Linked DNA regions of Homo sapiens: regions 2 and 3 are each linked to region 1. A link is a loop called in an ENCODE intact Hi-C map of the cell type or tissue named here. Cell type or tissue: GM12878. All regions are shown on one strand.

Region 1 (8,000 bases):
CTGCCAAGGCCACAGGCTATGTTTCTGCCTTTTGAGTTTTAATAGCATTTCAAAATAAAAGATGAAATGTTAGGTGCACTCCCTCACCTGTGATTCATAATTAGTATTAATGATGGGGCTCATGACGAGAAAATGTAAAACAAAACATACAAAAAGTTCCAACTCCTCAAAGTTTCAGTTTATAACCCTGAGTAGGCCATTCCCCCAATTTTACAAAGAAAGGAAAATTGACTAGTAGACTTCAATTACCAGAAGCACATGGCATCTTCTATGGAGACTCATGGGCCAAGGAAAAGAAAAATCATGTTTATTTATTTAGCACTTATTTATTTAACCTTCTAGCTGGGTTTGGTTGTTGGATCTGGTTTTACATCCTGAATTACGAAGTTTATGATGGGAAAGTGTGTCAGCTGTTTGCTGAAGGAAAGGAAGTCCTCTATTCTTTGTCTTCTCTTGTTCATAGAATCAAGCATCCTAAATGATTGTTTAGAGAAGTTAAAATATGGTACAATTAGGAGCCTTACCCTAGTTTGGCTTCATTGTCAACACCTTTGGTTCTTTCTTCCTGACAGTGCCTTTGGTAAGCTCTTGTTACTTCCTGCCTGCAGCATTGTACAGCTCTTTTCTTGGTTCCTGTCACTCCTCTAATCCGTCTGGGCAACTGCTGCTTGAGTCAGGATCAGCTAAGATATATATACCATGGAATACTACTCAGCCATAAAAATAATGAAATGGTATCTTTCACAGCAACATGAGTGGAACTGGAGGCCACTAGCCTCAGTGAATTAACTCAGAAACAGAAAATCAAATACTGCATGTTTTCACTTATAAGTGGGAGTTAAACAGTGGACACATGGACATATAGAGTGAAATAATGGCTGTTGGAGACTACAAAAGGTGGAAGGGTAAGGGGGTGTGAGAGTTGAAAATTTCTTAATGGGTACAATGTTCACTATTTGGGTGATGGATACAATAAAGGCCCACAGACTTCATCACTATGCAATATATTCATGTAAGAAGCCTGCACTTGTACCCCCTAAATATATTTTTAAAAATCAAAAGTTAAAAACAAATAAATAATGCTGCTAATAACATTTGTGTTCGACTTTGTGGAACATATATTGAAAGACTATACGTCTTCAATTTGTGTTGTGTAGATATCTAAGAGTGGAATTGGTGGGTCATATGGGTAAATTTACGTTTACCTTTTTAAGAACTCACAGAGTTGTTTTGAGGCTTAAACATTACAAGGAAATGCCCTACCACCATGCTATTCAGAGAGTAATGATCAATAAACATTGTTGTTGTGATTGTTGCTCTTGTCGTAATTTCATCTTGCTTGCTATATAGATGAGGAGGCTAAAGCTCAGAAATGATTATGAACTTGCTCAAGATCACACAAGTAATCCCAATTCATCAATCTCTGTTATGTTTTCTGATTCCAAGCCTGAATCTGCTTCCTGTCACTGTAGCCAAAACCACATTAACCATCCCAAGAAGCACTGCTTTGATAATGTATTTCCCTGATGAACAAATATCAGTGGCTCCTCGCTGCACACAAAATAAAATCTTGGAAGGTATGCAAAGCCCTTTTTTCTTTGCCCAGCCATCTTTCCTGTCTAATGTCCTGCATATCCCTACACCCTATCCTTTCTTCACTAATCCCCTAGGGTGACTTTCATTCCAATAACTAAGCAATTAAACCTATACTTTTTCATCTGCATACTTTATTTTTTTGAGATGGGGTCTTGTTTTGTTGCCCAGTAGGAGTGAAGTGGTTATTCACTGCAATGATCTTGGTGCACTACAGCTTCAAACTCCTGGGCTCAAGCAATCCTCCTGCCTCAGCCTCCTGAGTAGATCGAACTACAGGTATGCACCACTGCACCTGGCTGGCCTCCATTTGTTTGAGCATGGTCTGCCCTCTTAAAAACTATTTCTCACTTTGCCTTATGAAATACTATCTATTCTTTAAGGCAGAGTTCAAATCATATATCTTATACCTTCCTTGTCCTAGTCATGGTCAGAATTAATATGTAGTCTCCTAATCCACTTGGTTATAATAGGTGCTCAAAGAATATGCTAACTTGAGCTGAAATGGCTGAACACTTGGCGTATAATGAATGACCGAGCTATGGGAAATACTAATTTTTAAAATTTAATAAAATCCAATTTATAAATTTCCTAGGTACAGCTCAGTACAGAGTGTTATTTGTACTTAGGATAGGATCTTGCTCCCAACTACCTGCCTTCCTGTGTCCTTCCAGAGCACTTTATTCATGCTTCTGAAAAATTCTTATTACACTGCGTTATAAATCAAGTTATGTTTGTCTGCCCCACGACTGTTAACTCTCCCAAAGAAGAAACCATGTTTTATTCATTTCTGTATCTCCATTATCCAGCATTACCCAGGCATAATGCCTGATTCATGTTGTGGTGAGTACTCGCCAGGTGCTTTTAGGGTGAATGAATGAGTCAATGAGAAAGTGGTGAATGAATCTCTCTCTCTCTCTTTCTCTCGCTCTCTCTCCCTTCTCTCTCTCTGACACAGAAAACCCATTAAAAGTAAGCAGTACTCTCTTGTCTGACATCAGAGTTCTAAAAGACATTTATCATTTAAGAAAGAGAAGAATCTTCTTTTTGGTGTGTTGTTAACCCCACCTCCTCCAGGATGGCTCATATGATTAAGTTAGCAAGCATATGTGTGAGATATCTTCCTCTCAGTTCCTCAATACTTTCTATACAAGGGCCACAGAAAAAGAAAGAAGAGAAATATTGAAAGAGAAAAAAAATTCCAAATTATACTTACGCAAGCTCTAAAACATGGTAATTTTTTAAAAAGTTGTAAAAATTCTGGATTCTACCAAGGATCCATCAGAGGGCTTTGCGCATAGTAGAAACATTGTAAATATGTGTTGAATAATTGGATCCAACAAACATTTATTAAGTGCCAGCAAACAAGACCCAGTTGCAACCTTCTAAGACTCCTGACACAAGGGGACTGACATACATATATACATATATATATACATATATACACATATATATATAATAGTAACAATAACGGCAATGATGTATTTGGTCTTTCCTCTATAATTGGCACTATTTTAAATGTTTTACAGAAGCAACAAATTTAATCCTTAAAACAACTCTAAGAGGAAAATTTTAAAGATGAAGAAAATGAGGATGAAGCAACTGAGGTATGCAGAAAGTTTAAGAAATGATTAGTCTAAAAATAGTAGAACTGGGATCTAAATCCAGGCAGTGTGGCTCCAGAATCTCCTTATGAAAATGCTTTTAAGCTTAGGTCAGGCACCATGTCCCCTTCCTTTTTATTTTCCCAGCACTCATAAGCACTCAATGAATGTTTGCTAATGAACTGTGCCAATGACAAGGCTAACAGGGATTATAAAAATAATAAAGATACACTTTGTTATGAAACAATAGTATGGCCTCTTGTCAGGGTAGGAGAGGTGGAAGAAGCCTAGGTTTTGGAGTTAGACCAAAGAGACCTAGGCTTGAATTCCAGATTCTTACTGAGGGGCTGTTTCCTCCGTGACAAAGAATTATCCATGTCAACACCCACACACCACTATTTTTGGGCCAGGAGCCATTATAGAAATCTGAAGTAAGATTGAATTCTAAGACTCAAAGACTCAAAATAATTTAAACTAAAGATGACTGAGTCTAGAAAGGTTAAAGGATTTACTTCTGGTTACACACCTGGTTGGTGCCAGTACTGAAATTTAGGTTTCCTGAGTTTCAGCTCAGTGCTCTTTCATTTAAGTCACACAGTTTCACTTAAGGTAGGGAAGCTGAACAAAGCATCATAAGAAGCAAATTATTCAAAATGGGACTTTCCAGAGCCAGCCTAGAGTTGGATGGCTGCCTCCTTGTGTTCAAGCAAGACACACCTCAGTTTCACTACTGATCTGAAATCTAATTCTCTCTCCTTGTGATGTCAGAGGCTGGGGGTGTCTTTTAAGCAGTGAGTAATGCACTGGAGATATGTCTCCCACAGCTCTGTTACGTCCTAAAAATTCTCCCCTGCCTCTTTTCCCTGCCAGGATGGCTTACTCAAAACCCAAAAGTCTTTCAGGGAAGGAGACTTATTCCTAGAAGAGAGGAAGACACTGCCACCTCCCTATTGGCTCAGTTATTCCCATGAGGGAAAACTAAAGCTTGAAATGTATTTTCTTCTAAATTCTCTCTAGTTCTAGAATCTGGAGGAAAAAAAAACAGATTAAATGTTGCTGAAGAACAAGTTGGTATTGTTCAGAGACAGCTGAGAGTGATTGGAACCACAGATGTAAACACCATCTCAAGGGTGTACGTACCTTCAACGCAGGTACCTGTGTGGGCATCACATGCACCTTTACTTACTGGACAGCACAGAGAGCTCATGCCAAGTACACAGGCTTCTGAGCCAAACAAGGCAGTGTTCACATCCTAACTCTACTGCTTACTAGCTGAGTGTCTTTATGGTTCCGATCCTAGGTCTGTCTGTTACAAGCTGAGTGAGTGTCTTTATACTACTAGTTACATTCATGGAGGCATAGTTTTATTGGTTAAAAAAAATGGGATAATGATATTGACTTAATAGAAGGTTGTTGAGGATAAAAACAGATCTCCTTTGCAGAGTACCTAATAGAAAATCTGATACTTAGCAGGGGTTTGATATTGTGATAACACCTCCTCCCCCATGCCTTGTATTTGAAACAAATGCTTTATGGACAGACCTCTGAAAACAAGCAAAATACTTTAGGGGCAGTGTAGAACTGAAACTGATTTACCAAAACACAGTTCCATCATATATGCTCCTAACACAAGAAAAATCTCAGAAGTGATTGAATCCACCCTTCTTCCGAATGAGGAAAACCCATGTTAAACTTCCTACATATGTCTAGGCAAGTGATCTTCTAGCAAGGGAATGCAGAACAAATCACCTCCCAGAGAAACCCACTCCATTTTCTTCCAGATCTCTAGTGGGTTAAAAGGCTCACTGAGGCAAAAACCTCTCCTATAATTCCCACTCACTGTTACTTGTCTTTGCCCTCTGCTCTCGCAGCACAGAAGGGAGAAAAGGTAATATTTCCCAAAAACTGTTCCCTGTTAAAGATTAGATGGAATCCCCTCCACAGAAACTTGAGGAGTGGGGCAATAAGTAATCCATCAACAAATTTAGAAAAGGGAATTGTAGAAGCATGTTCCACTTCTGCAGAAGCAGAGGGAGTAATGTGTTTTTACAACTGGAGTAAAAGTATCAGCAGTAGGTTTAGTTTAGTAATTTGCTGGGAGCAATTCTTTATCAGAAGATAAATAAGAGTGAGCAGGAAACTGCACTTGGAAGGCCAGTCCATAAGCATAGATACCCAGGCCTGTGAACTATCTGTGCCATGCTGCCTGTGATGCCCGTGCAGGTACCTGAGTTAAAGCTATGTACACCCTGGTGACGATGTTTACGTCTGCTGTGCCAGTCACTCTCAGCTTTCTCTGGACAACACCCTCTTGTTCCTGAGCTACATTTAATCTGCTATTTTCTCTAGATTCTAAACTCAATAGGCCTAAAATATTCAAGACCAGAGGCAGGAGCCAAATGTCTTTAAAAGACTTACCGGAAACATAGGAATACGGAGGTGCAATCAGAACTTCGGCATTGTGGCTTTAGAAGGGGGCCTGGTGCCAATGTGCTCTGCAAAGAGGCTGGAGGAATTTTTAGTGACAGGAATACAAGACTCACAGGGAAATGGAGATAAGTTTTAATATCCAGGTGTGAGAAGGAAGGGCGTCTCAAGGATAACCTGGCAAATTGGATTCACATTCAAATTTCCAATTTGTTTTTACAGGGAATAAAGTTTCATACTCAACTCTGTGGAAATGTACATAAAGAATGCTCCAACCTCACTCCTACCTCCCCTGAGATATTTCTGGTCCAAATTAACTTCTTTTAAAGATATTTCCCTCCATTGAGTTTAAGATAATCAGTTGTGTGTTCCAGATACTAGGCACAAATTGATTGGCATTCGTGTAAAGCAAAAGCCCAAGATTTTCTCTTCTCTCATGTCTGCTCAGTAGAGAGAATGGTGATGTGTTTGTGTGGCCACCAATATTTAACAGGTGTGCTGCCACTACTTGCGCACTGTCAAGGTGTTCAAAGTACCAATAGCTTGCGCTTCTGGTCTTTCGAACTATCATTTGGTTTTCAAAACAATTCTGTGAGCTAGGATGAATGATTATTTTATTTTGTTTTGAAGTGAAGACTCAATCAGAAATAATACAAAAATTTTTATTGTCCTGGATTTTATACATCTTGTTTGTAGAAGAGCTAGGCATAATTCCAGTCTAATTCCAAAGACAGGTGTTTGGGGTTGTTGGTTGATGGGTCCTTGATAATTAGTTGTATGTGCTGACTTGGCTAGTCTATAGTGCCCTGTTATTTAATCAATATTGATCTAGGTGTTGGCTGTGAAAGGTATTTTGTAGATGTGGTTAACATCTACAATCAATAGACTTAAAGTAAAGGAGATTACCCCCGATGATGTTGGTGGGCCTTGTGCAGTCAGTTGTGAGCAGAAACTGTGGCTTCCTGGAAAAGAACATATTGTGCCTGAAGACTGCAGCATTAATTACTGCCTGAATTTACTTTCTGCTCTATAGATTTCAAGCTTGTCAACCACTATAATTTCATGAGCCAAATTCTTAAAGTGAATATTGTCCTACTGCTGATTCTGTTTCTGTAGAGGACCATGACTGACACAGTCCCTATCTTGATGTATCTTACTTTTTTTTTTTGAGACAGAGTCTCGCTCTGGAGTGCAGTGGTGCAATCCTGGCTCACTGCAATCTCCACTTCCCGAGTTCAAGCGATTCTCTTGCCTCAGCCTCCTGAGCAGCTGGGATTACAGGAGTGTGCCACCACATCTGGCTAATTTTTTGTATTTTTAGTAGAGTCGGGATTTCACTATGTTGGCCAGGCTGGTCTTGAACTCCTGGCCTCAAGTAATGTATCTTATTTCTTATTTCCAAACGGTTTAAACTCACAATCAGAGTCTAGGTCTTATTCACACAAGTACTCCTCCTTCCTCTTGGCTCAGTGAGATGCCATAATATAAAATTTTAGCTTAAGGAGTGCACACACACCTGACAAATAATGAAGGAAGAACTTATGCCCATGACATAAAGAGCTATGATGCTTTTAGAAAGCAACATAGGACATGTACAGGAGGGAGCAATTAGGCAGGACTCATCATTTGAGGCTTTCCAGAGGGAAGTATTTAAATTAGATTTAAGGGGCCTATATGGAAAATGGTTTGGAAGTGTGAAGAGCATGCAGAGAGGGGTAAATCAGGGGAAGGCCTTGCTCTGTGGATGAGGAAAGCCAGACTGCCTAAACTTGTGATGAGAGGGAAGGAATAAAGGAAAACCAGGTCAGTGAGAACAGAGACCCATTGTGTTGACAAAAAGCATGCAAAGAACCCTTATTTTCCCCTGGGATATACAAGTAACAAACCAGCACACATGCACGTATGCATGCACACACCACACACACACACAAACACACATACACACACACACACGGCACAGAACTGGAACATTCAGAGAGCTGAAGGATTCATTGTTTGTCCGGGCAGGTACCCCGTGCAGCTGCATGAAGCAATAAAGGAGCTGCTGCTACTCAATGCCTAAAAGACTTCCGAGCTTACAAATATGTGAAAAGCTTCTTCCAGTGTTTATTCACTACACTAAAGGTGTGTGTTTACTTCACAGAACTGAGCCCTTGTTCCTTTGAGGCCCTATTAGCAATGCAGGGATGAAAAGGAAGTCATAGTGTTATGTTCTTAGTAGGATGACTGGCTCTTTTGGTGAGACTGTCCTTCCAAAGGCAGCAAATGGAGAACTCCGGAGGTTTAGCCTTGCATTTGCTTTCCAGAGAGATAGTCACATAGCCCAAGAGAATGAAAAAGCTCTTTCATGAGCCCAGTTTTCTTTTTGTGCAGATG
Region 2 (8,000 bases), 54 kb before region 1:
AAACCTATTGACTGTGGCACAAATTTGCCCTGGCATCTTCTTGTTTAGTAAGTCCTGGCTTCCAGATGTCTGAGCTATCTCCACTTGTTGAGCACACTTTTACTCAGAAGAAAAATGTTTTGGAAGAATACTGCAAATGCAAGCACCATCGCCCTTGGTTTTTCTTTCATAGACAACAATGGCATACAACCTAGGAGCCTTTTAGACTCGGACATATTCTAAAAAAAAAAAAACAACAAAAAAAACAAACAAAAAAAAACTAAACAATTTTTAAAAGATGAGAAAAAAGTATTAAAAAAATGGAGACTAAACATTTATTCTGCTAACGGGTTGAATTCTATTTTTGAAGACTAGTGTTCTACATTTACATTTACATTTGACAATCTAAACATAACTATTATTTTTTCCCCAATGTGGAGAAAGATACTCCCCTTAAAATGATTTATTTATCAGATTTTGAGACTATTATGCTCTCTTATCAGGTAGCCAGAGGTAAAACAATCAAAGGCAATGTCCTCTTCATTTCTGTTTGTTTTTTAGAGACTTGCTCACTTGAGGACTTTCAAGTGAGTTAGGCAGAAAGATTGGGCCAAATGGATTACCATTGAGTAAAGAAATGGTTCTGTTAAAACCAATGAAGAACTATTTGAATAAAACAAAACAGATTACAAATCAAACTTACTACAAAGCACCAAATAACTTTCAAACTCTTTGATTTGCTAAGTTTTGAGAAGACTAGAACTTGGAATACTGAATTGCACTAATACTAATACTCACTAATACAACTCCATTTTGTCATAGAAAGAGTAACTGAAACAATGACAAAGAATAAATAGCTTAATCTTCTCTTTCATCTTTATTTGAAGACAATGCCCAAGGAAAACAGTGGACATGTTACTTCCAAAAATTTCCCTTACATATTACTGAAGCATTAATTCTCTGTTTTATGGTCATGTTCCATGCCTTGGAAAGGTTGTGGCATATAATGAAATTGCCCAAATCATTTGAATGATCATATAAATTAAAAAATAAGAATAACTTATCTCTTTTTTTTTTTTTTTTTTTGAGACGGAGTCTCGCTCTGTCGCCCAGGCTGGAGTGCAGTGGCGGGATCTCGGCTCACTGCAAGCTCCGCCTCCCGGGTTCACGCCATTCTCCTGCCTCAGCCTCCCAAGTAGCTGGGACTACAGGCGCCCGCCACTACGCCCGGCTAATTTTTTTGTATTTTTAGTAGAGACGGGGTTTCACCGTTTTAGCCGGGATGGTCTCGATATCCTGACCTTGTGATCCGCCCGCCTCGGCCTCCCAAAGTGCTGGGATTACAGGCGTGAGCCACCGCGCCCGGCCAAGAATAGCTTATCTCTATTTCCCTTTTTATTTTGAGAAGCAGGGAAAAAGGGAATTTGGGGTTAGTCTACAGTGCTTTGAACAGACCTTTACTATCTTATCTTAGGCTATGTTGGAGAATTTTAAGAAACAGATAGTGAAGTGAGCAAATTGATCTGAAATAGGCAATGGATTAGTTTAATACTATTATTTGCATTTTTATGAGCACTTTATAACCATTTTCTATAATTGCGATTGCTCTTTCCCCTTACACTGCTTCCCAGGCAAGAAGACTGAGCTTAGGGCAATTAATGGCCATCCTAGAGGCTGTGAGTATGGTAGCTACAGAATATAAATTTGAACTAGGCCTCACTAATAATGCTTGCCACAGTTGAAAGAACAAGATCACCCACCAACCAATCCAAAATCCCCTTAGAAGAATTATTAAATAACTCTAAACTTTTTTCTTTCTTTATATGCCTCATTGGGATCATTGATGGTAAGTCAGATGGACTGGATATGAATCCTGGCTCTATGATTTACCTTAAGCAAGTTATTTCAACTTTGTATGCCTCACTTTACTCATCTGTAAAGCAGGAATAATAACAGTACCTATTTCAAAGTGTTACTGTGAATATTGATTACAGAATGAGGTAAAGAGCTTAGCACAATGTTTGCATACACCTGTAAAGGTAGTTCTGTTGTTTACTAATATTATTCAATCAATAAACTGAAGAGCTGGGTCTTTTCCAATTATTTTGTTTTATAGAAGAGAATATGGAAAGATTCCAAATAGTTTTATTGTCTATATTACTATACCTAAGTAAAGGCAGGGCTAGAACTCAAACTCATGGCTTATTCCTAGGCTCTTTTCACTTTATTTTGCTCCCTCCATAATTTAGTCTATATAAATCTGAGCAGTAAAGAGAGAAAAGTTGAACCAAAAAAATGTGTGAGTGCCCACCTGGCTACCAGAACTGATTTTAATTCTATTCTGCCCTCTAATCCAGGGTCACCTCTAACATGTGTGGGGCCACACACTGTAAGTCTAAATATACAAAGATATACATTGAGCTATCTCCTTTACCTTGACAGATATCCCTCCATAACAGCCTGGAAGGTCAGGTTGAATTTAGAATTCTTGAACTCCTTGGATATGGGTTGGCCCTCCTCTTTCCCCATGTCCTTCCATCTCCAGGGACCTGTGAGCAGCCGTCGTGAGCCCTGGACCGCAGCCTGCTTACCCAAGTTCCTCCTACACAAGTCTCTTCACACCTCTCATTGCTGCCTCTTGGTTAAACTCCTTAGGCCTAAGGGTGTGTATGCCTGCAGCACATCCCAGGAAGAGGCTTGTGTGGCCGGGAAGTGGGTTCAAAGCCATTTGGACAGAGAATGTGGGGGTCCAGCAGATGCAAAATGTAGTTTAGAGAGGGGAGCAAAGCTGCTCCCTTGGCCCGGCCAACTCCTTACTTCCTTGGGTGGAGGGCAGCAGAAGGAAGGCCAGGCTAAGGCCCTCTGATTACAGCACAGGGCCCAGCAAATGGATGCATCTTATGCTAAGGGCGGCACTGCTGTAATCATATCATTACATTTTAGGCAAAAGTGGCATGAATATTCCTTTCAAGGACTGAGCGCCTGTCTACCCTCTCTCTTACAGAGTTCTAAGATGAATCCATTGGCCAGTAAGATCTATTTCCTGTCAGTTCTGCAGGAGCTGGCATTTTCCATAGTTATTGATTATTTAGTTAAATACAAAATGGTTCACCCCTCATTAGGGCAATCAGCCTGTCATGATCACCATCCAGTGTCATGCAGCCTAATTCCCAGCTGGCTCGGGGCCTGGTAGAATAGTGTGACTTTATCCTGCAAACCCAAGAGCACTGGCAATTAGTTGCCTTTGTGCTCCATGTTTAGTACTGTAGTATGGCTGCACCTGAAGAACTGGAAAAATAAGCCTGCATAGCCAGGAGGACTCACTTCCTCATGATGGTTATCTGTAGCCGACTTCACAATGCCTTAAGAGAAGAAGGACCATCTATCTTCCATTTCTATCTTAGCAAACATTTACTCAAGTGCTAAGTCCTAATGCTTCATTCTAAAAAAAAAGTACTAATACACAGGGCCACTCTTCAACAACAGAATATCCATTTTCACCCAGCAGCACCCAACCTTTGTTCTGCATATAAAACAGCCCCAGAGCCAAACCAATGGAGAATGAAAAGGACAGTGGAGGGCGTTTGTGGGGGAAGTGAAGACAGTGACTAGTTGCTTGAATATAGCTTTTCTGAATACCACAGTATGTTCATCTTTTGAAAAACATTTAGCATTCTGGGTAAGAATGACCCTTTTGACGTTTTTCACCTGAAAATTCTAGGTGAAAGACTAGGTTTCTCAGTACAATGAGGGAAGGAACACCTCCCCATTCCCCGCCAGTCACAATTACGCCTCCCTGGGATTGTTCTGGGTTGGTCCTTCCTCAGCCACTGTTGTTGCAACCCTGTACTTTACTGACTGCGTCTGTCAGGAAGGAGACAGGAAATTGTAGTCACCCTCACAGCAGCTGCGCCATTCCTCCTATCCTCCTCTAATGACGTTGGTTGGCTTTGGTGACACGAGGTCAGGAACTGAGCCACAGTGAAGGTCAGGAAGATAGGTCACTGTTTATGCCGTTGTTGGGCTGGGGACCCTGCTGAGGCTATTTGCTTTCTTCCTTTCTATACTGTTTCTCTTTCCGTTCCTCTTTTTATAATGGAGAGCCAAAGCATCCTGTTTTCAAAACATCTGACTGTTTTGCCACTGAGGAACTCATGCTCTGATGCATTTTGCTGAAGTGTAAGACAATTCTTCTAATTCAGGAGGTGATGAAAATTGAAACACAAAATTAATGAACAATTCTAAGAAGGCAATCTGTTGTTAAGCAAAACGGCTAGCTCTAACATGTCTAATCGAATTTGGGCAGCTGGCAGGAGGTTCACTAGCCATCCTTTTCATCTTAAATAACAATACCATTGCCTTGTAAAACTTCTGCTGAACTTATTCCATCTTCTAGTAATTCTTGGAGGAAAATAATTTACAAGACTAACCTACCTGGCAGCACCATTCTCTAAAATTCTGGAATTCCATCTGGACTGTGGCCAGCATTAAGGGATCAGAGAAATTTGGGCCAAACAGAGGACGATGTTTCTTAGCTAACTCTCTAGGCTATGAAGTACATTTGAGAAAGTCTTTTAGGAGATTTGAATCACTCAGTTTTCTTCAAAATTTAAAGGATTAAGGAAAACAAACAAACTAAAAAAGCACAACCCTACCTAGATGAAGTAAAGATGAAAGATGCTTGCTTTTCCTCCACCAAACACAGTTAACTCTCTACCAGTTGCATGTAGACTGCACTTATGTAATTCCCAAATACCCCTCAGCATAACACAATTTCACCTATCGCTGTTCTTAAGATCAGACATTGCAAACAAAACTTAGTGGCCACGTAGCTGAAACAGAACTAGGAACACAGAGTTTTTGCAAAAATGTAGTGGATACCACTGATAAGTACACTCCCTCTATAACATTTCTTCACATCACTTCCAGATCTGCAACTCAGAGATTTACACTGGCTCCTTAGTTGATAAGGGTAAGCAAAATATGGCCAAATAAGACTACATAGTAAAGGGAGTGATGATCATGATAAAGTTTTAAGATGTCAACTTGGATGGAAATCTCAGATAATTTCAGCAACATTGAAAACTGAATATGGAATATAGTTTTTTTTTGCCATGGATAATTCAGTTCCCAAAGAACTGGTGTAGATCAATTTCTTTCTGGTGGCCACAAAAATGTTTGCATTGCATTATCTCGAACTCCTGGGCTCAAGCAATCCCAAAGTGCTGCCTCGACCTCCCAAAGTGCTGGGATTACAGGCGTGAGCCACCACTCCCTGGCCTCATTGCCTTATATCATATGTGTCATGGTGCATGTTATGCTCAAGCTTAACCTGAGACAATTATCTGAATAATCAATAATTTTTTAAAGGTAGTAAAGTAAAAAGAGATATTTTTAAAAATTAATCTTAGCTGTCAGTTGGGCATCATTCATGCACTAAATAATTGCTTTCCCTGACAACCTTTCCACTGTAGAACTAGAAAATGACTGAGGCTGCATGCTTTTTACTTAAGCTAACTGTGTCAGCATTGAAGGTTAGCCCTTTTGTTAGGGTTAGCTCTATTCAACTTTCATTGCTTCCTGCACACAACACCATAAAGGAGGAGCGGAAGCCTGAGGGATTGGAATCCTCACCCGTGTCTACAGAGTGCCTGGTCTCAGAGCCTTACTAACTACTATGCTGAATAAGATTATTTTTAATAAATTTGCAAGACAGTCAATGTCTAATTCCAGCACTCTAGGCATGAATGGGATTAGAATACTACAGCATATTGACACTCAAAATGAAAATTAATGGCAATTTGTAGTTTCTCAGGGGGTACTCTTTTTCTCTTCTTGGAGTTAATTGCCTGCTTTATCTTGGTGACTCTAGTTAGTATATTTTGGTGACTATTGAAGTTTGCCATGTTCTCTATGGTGAAAGCTGTTGAAAAACTACCCCATAAATGTTGGATCTACATCTTGCATAGCCGTCAATTACCACAAAATACAGGGAACAGAGTGTCTGCTAATGCTCCAAAGTAGGCTCAAGCCTTGTGAAAGTCCTTCTACATGGAGTCCCAGTGTGATTTGGAGAAGTTACACAGCAAAGCCCTCCTCATGGGGAAGCAGTTGGTTGAGTTTTACCCCAGCCTGGAAAATCCCTGAGTTTAACCTTCAATTGAGAACTTCAGAGAAAAGTCAATAAATAGTTAATCCTCAAATGTGTTCTTTTCTTTTTTTTTCCCTTCCAACTTAAACTCTAAACTAAAATTTTAGAAAGGGACTTATTTTTGCCCTTTCATTAACCAATAAACAAAGAGTTCCAAGTAGGAAGAGTCCCCCCTCCCCTCCTTCAGGATCTCCTGAGGACACACTGCTTCCTCTGCGCAGATCCTCTGAGCCGCAGCCAGCAAGCCTTGATCCAAAGGTGGTACTTTTACCCCAGGAAAGCTGGAGAAGGGACACACACTCACTGGTGCACCTCAGGGCTGGAAAGGGCATGCTGGCAGGTGTGGAGCAAAATATCTTCTCAGCCCCAGAAACGTAGACAACAAGATGATACTTCAGGCTAGAATGACTGGGACTCTGAAATGTGCACCTATGAGGGTATGGTGTAAGGCTTTTTAACAAAGTGTATGTGTGTGTGTGTGTGTGTACACACACATATATAACTTTGTATAACTTTATAGCAATATGTATTTAATATAATATTCTCCAAGGTAAAAATACAAACAAAAAGCAACAACTCTCACTACATAAATTAGCATTCTAAGTCCAGGTGTTAATTAAACAAATGATATAATGATAGATAATTAAGGCTCTTCAACATTAAGCTTTGTCTGGGGATTGTAAATAAAACCATTTTGGGGGCAGTATGCATGAAGCAATTTCAAATGATTTCACTATGAAAATCAGCAAACTTAAAGAAAACCTCTGGTTTTGGAGACAAAGCATATTGTTTCTTTTTTATCTTAGGTCATGCCAGCATCGCAAAAGAAATCTTAGAAAATCCCAGGATATCCTTCTTTTTAGAGGGAATTTATCAAACTTCAACACAGACCATTCTTTCCCATTGATATATGAAGGTTAAACTACTTTCTTGTTTAAAAATAAATATGTGACACCTGATTGCAATGCAACAAGACTAACTCAGATTTTAGCTTCCTGATAATTGTAAAAAAATTTTAAAGCACTTTCAATGTTATATTGATTTGGAAGCTTTACAGACAGACATCTCTCACCTTAAACCTATTCCAAACTGCATCAGTAAGAGAGAAGTTTTGTTTCTGGAAATTGAAGCGTACTGAGGATTTTAAACTTTTGCTGTAGCATCAAGACACAAGTAGAGTGTGACACTTTGGAAGAGAATCTTCTAGACAAAGCAACAAACATATTCTTAGAGTTGGTAGCATTCCCTGGTGCACTCTGCTGCAGACAGGGGTGAGGGGAGCTGGAGCTCCCTGCATGATCACACTTTAATGAATAAAAAGATCATCTCTTACCTTGTTAGAAGCCATCTCACTGACAGACCGGTAGGTCTGTATGGTCTCTAGCTGGTCTAAACACCAGTCTAATTCCTCCAGCGTTTCCATTGCTAATTTTTGATAAGATTCTTCTGCAAACAAACACACAGGCATGTAGTTAGGCTGGAGCGGCTGCAGGCTGTCCATAGCAGAGTCACCGCTACCACCGCTGATTCCGGTGCTACTGAAGGTGCCCCCGTGCTCCTTCATTATTTGCACGCTGGCTCCTTCCTTCCAGCTCTCTCCACCAGGAGAACAAATCACAGTGGTGCTCTGCCTGGGATGGCTGGTGCCAAGTTTCCCCCCAACCCCCCGCCTGGATGAGGTGTCGGTGATCTACCAAGAAACTTCCTCTGAGGAAGAAGGCGGAGGGAACGGTCTCTTATAAGCTCATCTGCATAAATGTGTCCTAAAACTAAAGGCAGAAGCACCAAAGAGTTTTCTCAGACTCTCTCTGCCTTAGTCATCCCAGGGTTCTTTAGGGTATGTGATGTCATTTCTGAGTGCTTTGCCATC
Region 3 (8,000 bases), 1.3 Mb after region 1:
TCTTCTTACTACGTGGCTGTGAGCTGCCTTCTGCCCCTGGTTGAGTACATCGCTATACATGTCATTGACACTTTTCCCCCCAAGTCATAGGGTTTTTCTCTCACTGGCAGGAATTTACAGTGGTATAAAATTGTCATTACTTCTTTCAGGGAGTAAAACATGGGTAGTTAAGTGATGAGAATAATGCAGAGAGAGATGTAAATCAGGGCGTGTTTGGTTTTGGCTATTTTTTTATTTTTTGAAGAAAAGATTTGAGTTAAATATGGGTATAGGCACAGTAGATTTTGTTTAAGATGAGCAATTCGTATTGATTGAATCTTTGTTCTTCCCTTTCCAAAACCCCATTATGTGTTGTTTCTTGATTTTGCTTTTGGTGACTCTGATGTTTTCCAAGACCAGGGGATTATTTTCATTGAAGGATCAATGTGTTCTTTTGTACTTTGTGGTGAAGATTAATGGAGACCACCAGGGTTCCAGACATTTCTGGTACAATATGCTTTGTAATGTGGAGAAAATGTCTCCCCTGTATAGATCCAGATCACATTTAAAGATGTGAAGACATCATACTGGAATGACTTTGGACATTATAAATAGGAATAATCATAACCTCTTCTTAATTCTGTATATCATATTAACTAAGTGCTTTGACTGAGTCTTAGTTTCTGCAAATAGATACAAAACTATGTTTTTTTACTGCTAGGATTGCAGTGTGATACTCCACACTGAATACAGCCAGTTTAAATGGTTTCCTCCATTTCATACTATACTAATTATTTACTACCATTGGGAAATGATTGTAGAGAATGCATAAATTAGATATAGGTAAAATAATTCAAACATTTCCTAAAATATAACTACATTTCAGTTGTTGTAATTTAGGATCTTAACATGAGCTTGGCTAAAGCCATATACTTCCGACTGAAACAAGCATTGAGAACGTGTAGGTTGATACTCATTTGTGTAGAGAGAACAAGAGAACACTAAGGTATAACTGCATAGCAAAGACCATGATCTGTGTTTTCTAATTCTCAGATTCCTCTGGTGTTTTTTTCCCCTCAAAGACACATCCCATTTTGTATGTCCTTATGTCCTGATAAGATAATAGCATGCTGTTAGAAGATTTATTGTCTGAGATGTGAATATTCATACAAATAAATTTTTCTTGTTCATTTTCACATTTAAAACCATTATTTTAAGTGGATGGGGAATTGGCTTATTAATGGAATCTCGCTGAAGAAGGAACATTGGATGTTCTGTGATTATTGTGGCTCAGTGGTATATGGAACCTTGTCATTGAACAGGAGTGTTGGAAGGAACTTTCAGATTTTTTTAGACTAGTAAGGGTATGATTTTGCACCCAATGAGATATTTGCAGTTTCTGGAGACATTTTTGGTTGTTACAACTTGGGGGAAGGGAGCGGTGCTACTGGTAGGCATCTAGTGGTTAGAGGCTAGGGATGCTACTAAACATCCTATAACGCACAAGACAGCCCCCCATCCCAAACAAAGAATTATCCATCTCAGTAGTGCCCAGGTTAAGAAGTCCTGCTTTGGAATACTGAGTAAGGAGCAAGAAGATCTGGGCTCTTGTGGCAAATTTTTTCACTTCAGGGCACCTCTTTTCTTCATTTGCAAAATGGAGATAAAAATATTCTCCCTGGTCATCTCGCAGAGTTTTGGGGGGAAGTCAGGTAAATAATGCATGGAAACTGTGACGTGCTATGCAAATCATAACTAATATGAAGAGTATTTTTCATAAGTGAATCATTAGATTTACCGGTAGTTGAGGGAACCAGGGTTAAGGCAATATGTTGAGTAAAAAGCCGCCTGTGGATGGTTTGATATTATCGAATTCTTTGTTATTCATTTTTTGGGGTAAAGGTTTTTTTAGTATACTTAGTTTTCTTATTGTCAGAACATGTACTTTTTAGCTCTATAATTTCTTTAAGCAAAGGTTATTTTTCCCATCATAACAATAAGGAGAATTCACTATAGAAAAATTAGAAAATATAGGAAAGTAGAAAATAGAGGGAACAAGTCATTCATGCTCTACTCGCTTGTCCATTTAAGCACACTCACATCCTTGCCAATTTCTTTTCTATAAGAGCAGTTAGGATTCAGAGAATGATGAGAGAGAGTAGCTGGTGACCAAGGAAGGTGTTCCTTGTTTCTGTGCCCTTCATTTCTTTCTTTTTTAATAATTACGATGTAAAGGTAAATTACATTATAGTAGGCATCAGAGACATCGGTTCATTGTTTTTATTATTATTTTTATTTTTCGAGATGGTGTCTCACTCTGTCGCCCAGTCTGGAATGCAGTGGCACAGTCTAGGCTCACTGCAACCTCTGCCTCCCAGGTTCAAGTGATTCTCGTGCCTCAGCCTCCCGAGTAGCTGGGATTACAGGCACGTTCCACCATGCCTGGGTAATTTTTGTGTTGTTTTTTAGTAGAGATGGGATTTCACCATGTTGGCCAGGCTGGTCTAGAACTTCTGATCTCAAGTGATCCGCCTGCCTTGGCCTCCCACAGTGCTGGGATTACAGGCGTGAGCCACCGCGCCTGGCCTGGTTCATTGTTTTTATACTTTCCTTGCTGCCTCCAAGCCATGTTCTCATTCAGCTTGTTTCCTCTCTGCTTCTTACTCTCCCCCGTGCTCAGCTAGGTGTGCCACTGTTGCTTCCTGTCTCAGAAACCCTCTGGTTACATGGGATTTCAAACAGCTGTCATGTTGAAATGACTGGGTTTCAGGGACCGGAAACTAATTCCTGTGAGTATTCTTTCCTCTGAGGTGCACCAGCCTTCTTGGCAGTTTAAGGCGACAGGAAAGCATAAAACATTAAGCTCATTTCCGTGATACCTCCACTTCTGAGGGTTTATGATCCATGATTCTTTGTAGTTGGCAGTGGGCACACATTCTTCCTTGGTGCTCTGCGGATAAACTGCCCAGTCCCGAGGCAAGACCTGCTTTAGAAGCAAAAGGATAATTTCTTTTAAGTCTACTCTGGCCAGAAGATAGAGCTGGCGTTTGTTGGGATATTTTTAATCTGCAGTAACTGAATTTATTTAACAGTACTATTCACACTAGCATTTTATACATTCTTTTATTCATTTAGCAAATACTTGTTGAGCTCTTGCAGTGAATCTCAGAGAGTGAATAGACAGACAACAAAACAGGTACAAATCTGTCCTCGTGTGGAATTTACAGTCTAGTGGAAGACCCTGAGGGCATGTTCAGTTTTACAGTTGCAGACTATATGCATGTAAAAGAGTAAATCTTTGTGATTGTAGAATGTTTCCTAGAACCCTTCATGGCACTCCTTTGAAGTTTGAGGACTAGGAAGTAGCTTCCCCTTGTTATCTTTCTTTTTTTAATGTTACAGATTAATTCATTCTTTGTATGCACAGACATCTCTTTGGTACCTATTAAGTGCCTGGCAGAAGGATAAGACATAGTTTATATGGAAATAAACTTGGTATACATGGCTGTAACACATTGTGGGTGATGCTGTAGTAGCAGTCAGAATTAAGAGCTCCAGGACCCTGAAGAGAGCTAATTCCTGCGTGGAGCCCTTGTCAAATGCTTTTTTGAAGAGGCTTCATTTGAGTTGGGCCTTCAGGAGTGAGTAGGAGTTCCTTTGTTTTAGGGTGGGAAGGAAGTCTAGGCAGAGATACAGTGTGAGCAAGGACATAAAAGTGGGCATGTACGTGGTGTCAGTGGCAGACTTGGAAGTGGCCACTAGATTAGAGCAAAGACTGCTTGGGAGGGAGCGGAAGGAGGTAGGGCAGGACATGCAGGTTGGATCCAGATTGTGAAGACCGTAGCTCTTTCCACAAATTTGTGAGCAGTGTTAGGTTAGGGACTGAGGCCTCTGTTGAACGAATGAGTGGGGAAGATGAGAAGCCATTTGAAGTTTCCAAGCTCAAGAATAACATCGTTAGCAAATGAAGACCTGAAGCACTGAGAGTTCTATGAAGGGTGAGCTTCATCTGACCATTGTGCAACTCTCTCCTCCCCATCCCAGAAAACGCCTTTTATTATCTGCCATTTATCAACTATCCAGAAGACTACTAGGAAACAAGAAAGGCTTCGAGCCAAGCAAGATGTCATGAAGTTCATCCATGCTTTTCTTACAGTGGAATAAAACCTACTTTGATTTGCTTTTAATTTATAAAGACTTTTTTTTGACAGTTTATCTAACTGGTTTTTAAGCCATTAGGAAATTAAATACAAGAAACCTAAGAGGCAAGAGTTGTTAAGTGGATGAATACAGGAAGACATGTTCTCAGAGGCAAGCAGTGTTAATTTTTATCTTAGAAGTGAATAAGGAGTTTCTACTGGTTTATGACAAGGAGAACCAAAACTCAAAAGTGAAACAATCTGGGGCATTTAGTGGAGGGCAAACACCATTGTCAACAAGCTAGCAATTTGAGGTTGCATTGTTAATCACAGCACAGTATGGTGTTTGGTATTGGTAATGATCATCAAGCCATGAAGAAGAGGTCAAGTTGTTGAGCATAAATGAAGTGAAAGTTCACATCTCTAGCAGAAAAGGGCAACTTCAGATGTCTCATTTAGGGGTTAGGAGGTATGTAAGAAGGTCTGAGGACAATATAAGAAGCTGCTTTCAGAGAATTTCTGTAGACAAATTCAAAGAAGAGGTTTTCTTCAGGGTGAAACACCAGTGAGGAATCTTTGCTTTAACTCAGGGAAGATTACTTAAGAGTGAGCTGCGAGAGAAGGTTGACTGTGAAACCTAGGAAGAGGAGCTGCGGCCGTCTGCATAGAAGATAGTAATAACTTGAAGCCGGCTGTAGGAGACTAAATCACATCAATTTATGGTACCTCTGAGTAGAAAACAGACTGATTGATTGTCTTTTAGCCTTGTTTTGTTTTTTGATTCTGATAGTCTGTTTTTGGAGGCTCTGGATCTACACTGTATGATTTGATCCTAGCTGTGAGTTTGCAAGCAAGTTACGCCTGTTTCCTTATCCATAGAATGACAATAAAGACAGTACCTACCTCTGAGGTTGTTTTGAGGGTTGAATGACTATGCTTAAGATTTTGAAGTGATGCCAGCATGAGCTGAAAATGTGCTAGCTATTTTTACATTTTATTTTATTTTGAGACAAGGTCTCGCGCTGTCACCCAGGCTGAAGTGCAGTGGTGTGGTCATAACTCAAGTCAGCGTTGACCTTCTGGGCTCAAGCAATCCTCCCCACCTCAGCCTTCCGAGTAGCAGGAACCACAGACATGTGCCACAATACCCAGCTAATTTTTAAATTGTTTTGTTGAGAGAGGTTTCATTCTGTTATTCAGGCTGGTCTCGAACTCCTGGGCTCAAGCAATCCTCCTGCCTTGGCCTCCCAAAGTTTTGGGATAATAGGCATGAACCACCATGCCTGGCTTATTTTATTTTAATGATTGATAAATAGGATGTGTATTTTAAAAAAAACCCTCAAATTATATTCAGAATGTTTAACATAGTAGGGAAGATGCCACCAGTAGATACAAAACAAAAACTAACAGATATATTCTATGTTAGATTTCAGTTAGCAATGAGTAAATCAAAAAAGAAGGCAGTTTCTCAAATCTAGAAGGGTTTATTACGTAGACAGTGCCAAAGGTGCTAGGTAAATTAGGTTTTACTCTTATTTTTAAGGAAAAATGACTAACAAAGGTGCTTTTATTTAATTTAAAGTGCCATCCAAGGTATATAATTTGGTAGGAATGTATTTGACTTTCTGGGAAAGTTAATGTGAAGATACTGTGTTGACCTCACTGATTCAGTTTACTTAGCAAGTTGTGGGCTATTGGCAGAGGCACCATGTATACCTGTTTGTAAAACGGTGTCTTCAGAGTTGTGTGGAAATTAAATATCTTGTAAATCAGATAATACTCCAGGGAGTTTTGCTGGTAAGGAATTATAAGAGTTTAAAGGGACTCTCAAATATGTATTCAGTTTCTATGGAATGCCCTTTTACAGTTTCTGTTTCCATAAACATATTTTGCTTTCCTAAAGCAAGATTTACCCAAAATGTAAAAGTGTGCAAAGAGTTGGCCCTTCCTCCTAATCATAGATGTGTGTTTTAAAATATTTTAAATGTATTTCCTTCTTGGTGATGTATATGTTGGACTGGTTTCTTGGGTCTGGGCATTATTTATACTCAAGAACAGTTGTTGCCACGTGATTGGAAAAGCGCTATTGATGTCATTCTCATCCCATATGCTTTGACAGCAAAGGAGTTAGCTGTATCTTCCCTTGTCTTCCCACTCTAGAATGAGAAAGACAAGAAAGCTCCCTAATTTGATTTGTATGGAGGGGGAGTGGGTAGGAAAGTCCACTTCAGCTGAAAAGGCTGACCTGTAGGTATTTAAAACATAAATTTAGGTCTGTTATTTTCACATACACTTGGTAACTCAGACTGGTCTGAATATAAAGTAGAAATAGCTAAGAACCATTTGTAATGAATGCAACTCTTATTTGTTTTTAATGGTGTTTTAAGGACTTAAGGGTATTAGAACTGACAACAGTTTATTCAGTTAAGCACAATTTTATCTGGAGGCTTGCTTGCACAGTTAATTTGATCAGGTTGTAGTAAGGCTATATAACAGTTTTTTTCAATTATGATTTAAAATAATGTTTATATTGTACTAAGAGAAAAGATAACAGAAAACAACTCAAGGAAAAAATAATCTGCCAAATATGTGTCTTTCCAGATAAAAATTTTGTTATTAAACTAGTTTGGTGGATCACACACAGGGATGCGGACAGATGCAATATATATTATAAAGAAAGAAGTACAATGGCTTTTTGCCAGGTGTACCTGCAAACCCATTTTAGCACTAATTCACATAACATAGACTAAAAAGTAATATGCTAATGTCTTAATTTAATATTCTGACTGATTTTGTTCAGTTAAAACCATTCTGTAAAACTTAAGGCAAGTCCACGAATCACAGTATACGGGTTATCTTTTTGGGAAAATCATTTGATGTATGGTGGTAACTCCAAGGAACCTCATGTTTTTACTTGTGTAGAACGACCATTCACTTGGGTTGGTTGGAAGTAGGAAGAAGTCAGAGGAGGTCATATTGGCCCAAACATAAATTGTAAGCCCACTTGATGTGATTTAGGAAGCAGGCCACCTACCATCTACAAGCTGGCTGAAATACAAATGCTCTTAGGTTTTCATGTTTGTTCCTTTATTCAGCAACTCTCTGTAGATCTCACTGTATGTGAGAACAAGATGGGCTTGGCTCCTGCCCTTAGAAAAGTTCCTTGCTAGTTGAAAAAACAATTCAGCAATTATATTACTGTTTGTTACAGTGATGCTGAGTACCGGGAGAGATGTCAGAGGTGGGTTGTAAGAAAAGGGAGTCTTTGCAGTACACTTTTTTTTTTTTTTGAGACGGAGTCTCGCTCTTTCGCCCAGGCCGGGCTGCAGTGGCGCTATCTCGGCTCACTGCAACCTCTGCCTCCCGGGTTCACGCCATTCTCCTGCCTCAGCCTCCCAAGTGGCTGGGATTACAGGCTCCCGCCACCGCGCCCGGCTAATTTTTTGTATTTTTAGTAGAGACGGGGTTTCACCATGTTAGCCAGGATGGTCTCGATCTCCTGACCTCGTGATCCGCCTGCCTCGGCCTCCCAAAGTGCTGGGATTACAGGCTCCCGCCACCACGCCCGGCTAATTTTTTGTATTTTTAGTAGAGACGGGGTTTCACCGTGTTAGCCAGGATGGTCTCGATCTCCTGACCTCGTGATCCGCCTGCCTCAGCCTCCCAAAGTGCTGGGATTACAGGCATGAGCCACTGCACCCGGCCTGCAGTACACTTTTATACATGGAAATCTGAAGTGTGAAAGAGCTGTGCCAAGAGAATGAGGAGGATTTCCAGTGAGAGGCACGAATATGTGCCAAAGACCTATGGTGGGACCAACACCCTGCAGCTGGTGCAGAGAGAACAAAGGTGGAGGCTGGTGAGGCAGGAAGGAACCTGGTC

Evidence for each region. A loop is a pair of places that touch in the nucleus more often than their neighbours do. Peaks named below come from ENCODE experiments on the same cell type or tissue, not always from the same donor. Only the 100,000 strongest peaks of a DNase experiment are listed, where the experiment ranks them.
Region 2: it touches region 1 in a loop (4-fold over the local background); 72 of 110 quality-filtered maps call a loop at or near these places.
Region 3: it touches region 1 in a loop (4-fold over the local background); 2 of 110 quality-filtered maps call a loop at or near these places.

What each region holds. Positions count from the first base shown.
Region 1 is chr1:66,278,405-66,286,404 of GRCh38, reverse strand. All of the region lies in intron 7 of PDE4B (phosphodiesterase 4B), which reads right to left. Among named protein-coding and RNA genes, the nearest start is that of PDE4B-AS1, 230 kb to the right of the region's middle. RefSeq lists enhancers at 3,641-3,720, 3,771-4,070. In GM12878, a CTCF peak has its summit at 3,891 (motif pointing left); DNase peaks (open chromatin) are centred at 2,504 and 3,854; H3K4me3 peaks cover 1,023 bases; H3K27ac peaks cover 3,940 bases.
Region 2 is chr1:66,332,084-66,340,083 of GRCh38, reverse strand. PDE4B (phosphodiesterase 4B) reads right to left here. Exons shown (of 17, transcript NM_002600.4): 8 at 7,464-7,576. Among named protein-coding and RNA genes, the nearest start is that of SGIP1, 200 kb to the left of the region's middle. RefSeq lists a silencer at 1-98 and enhancers at 2,989-3,038, 3,099-3,148, 6,432-6,481, 6,512-6,571. In GM12878, no CTCF peak of the experiment used is centred here; a DNase peak (open chromatin) is centred at 3,963; H3K4me3 peaks cover 5,922 bases; H3K27ac peaks cover 7,516 bases.
Region 3 is chr1:64,957,352-64,965,351 of GRCh38, reverse strand. All of the region lies in intron 1 of JAK1 (Janus kinase 1), which reads left to right. Among named protein-coding and RNA genes, the nearest start is that of JAK1, 5.2 kb to the left of the region's middle. RefSeq lists enhancers at 2,805-2,904, 5,097-5,176, 5,187-5,236. In GM12878, no CTCF peak of the experiment used is centred here; a DNase peak (open chromatin) is centred at 4,431; H3K4me3 peaks cover 4,964 bases; H3K27ac peaks cover 2,421 bases.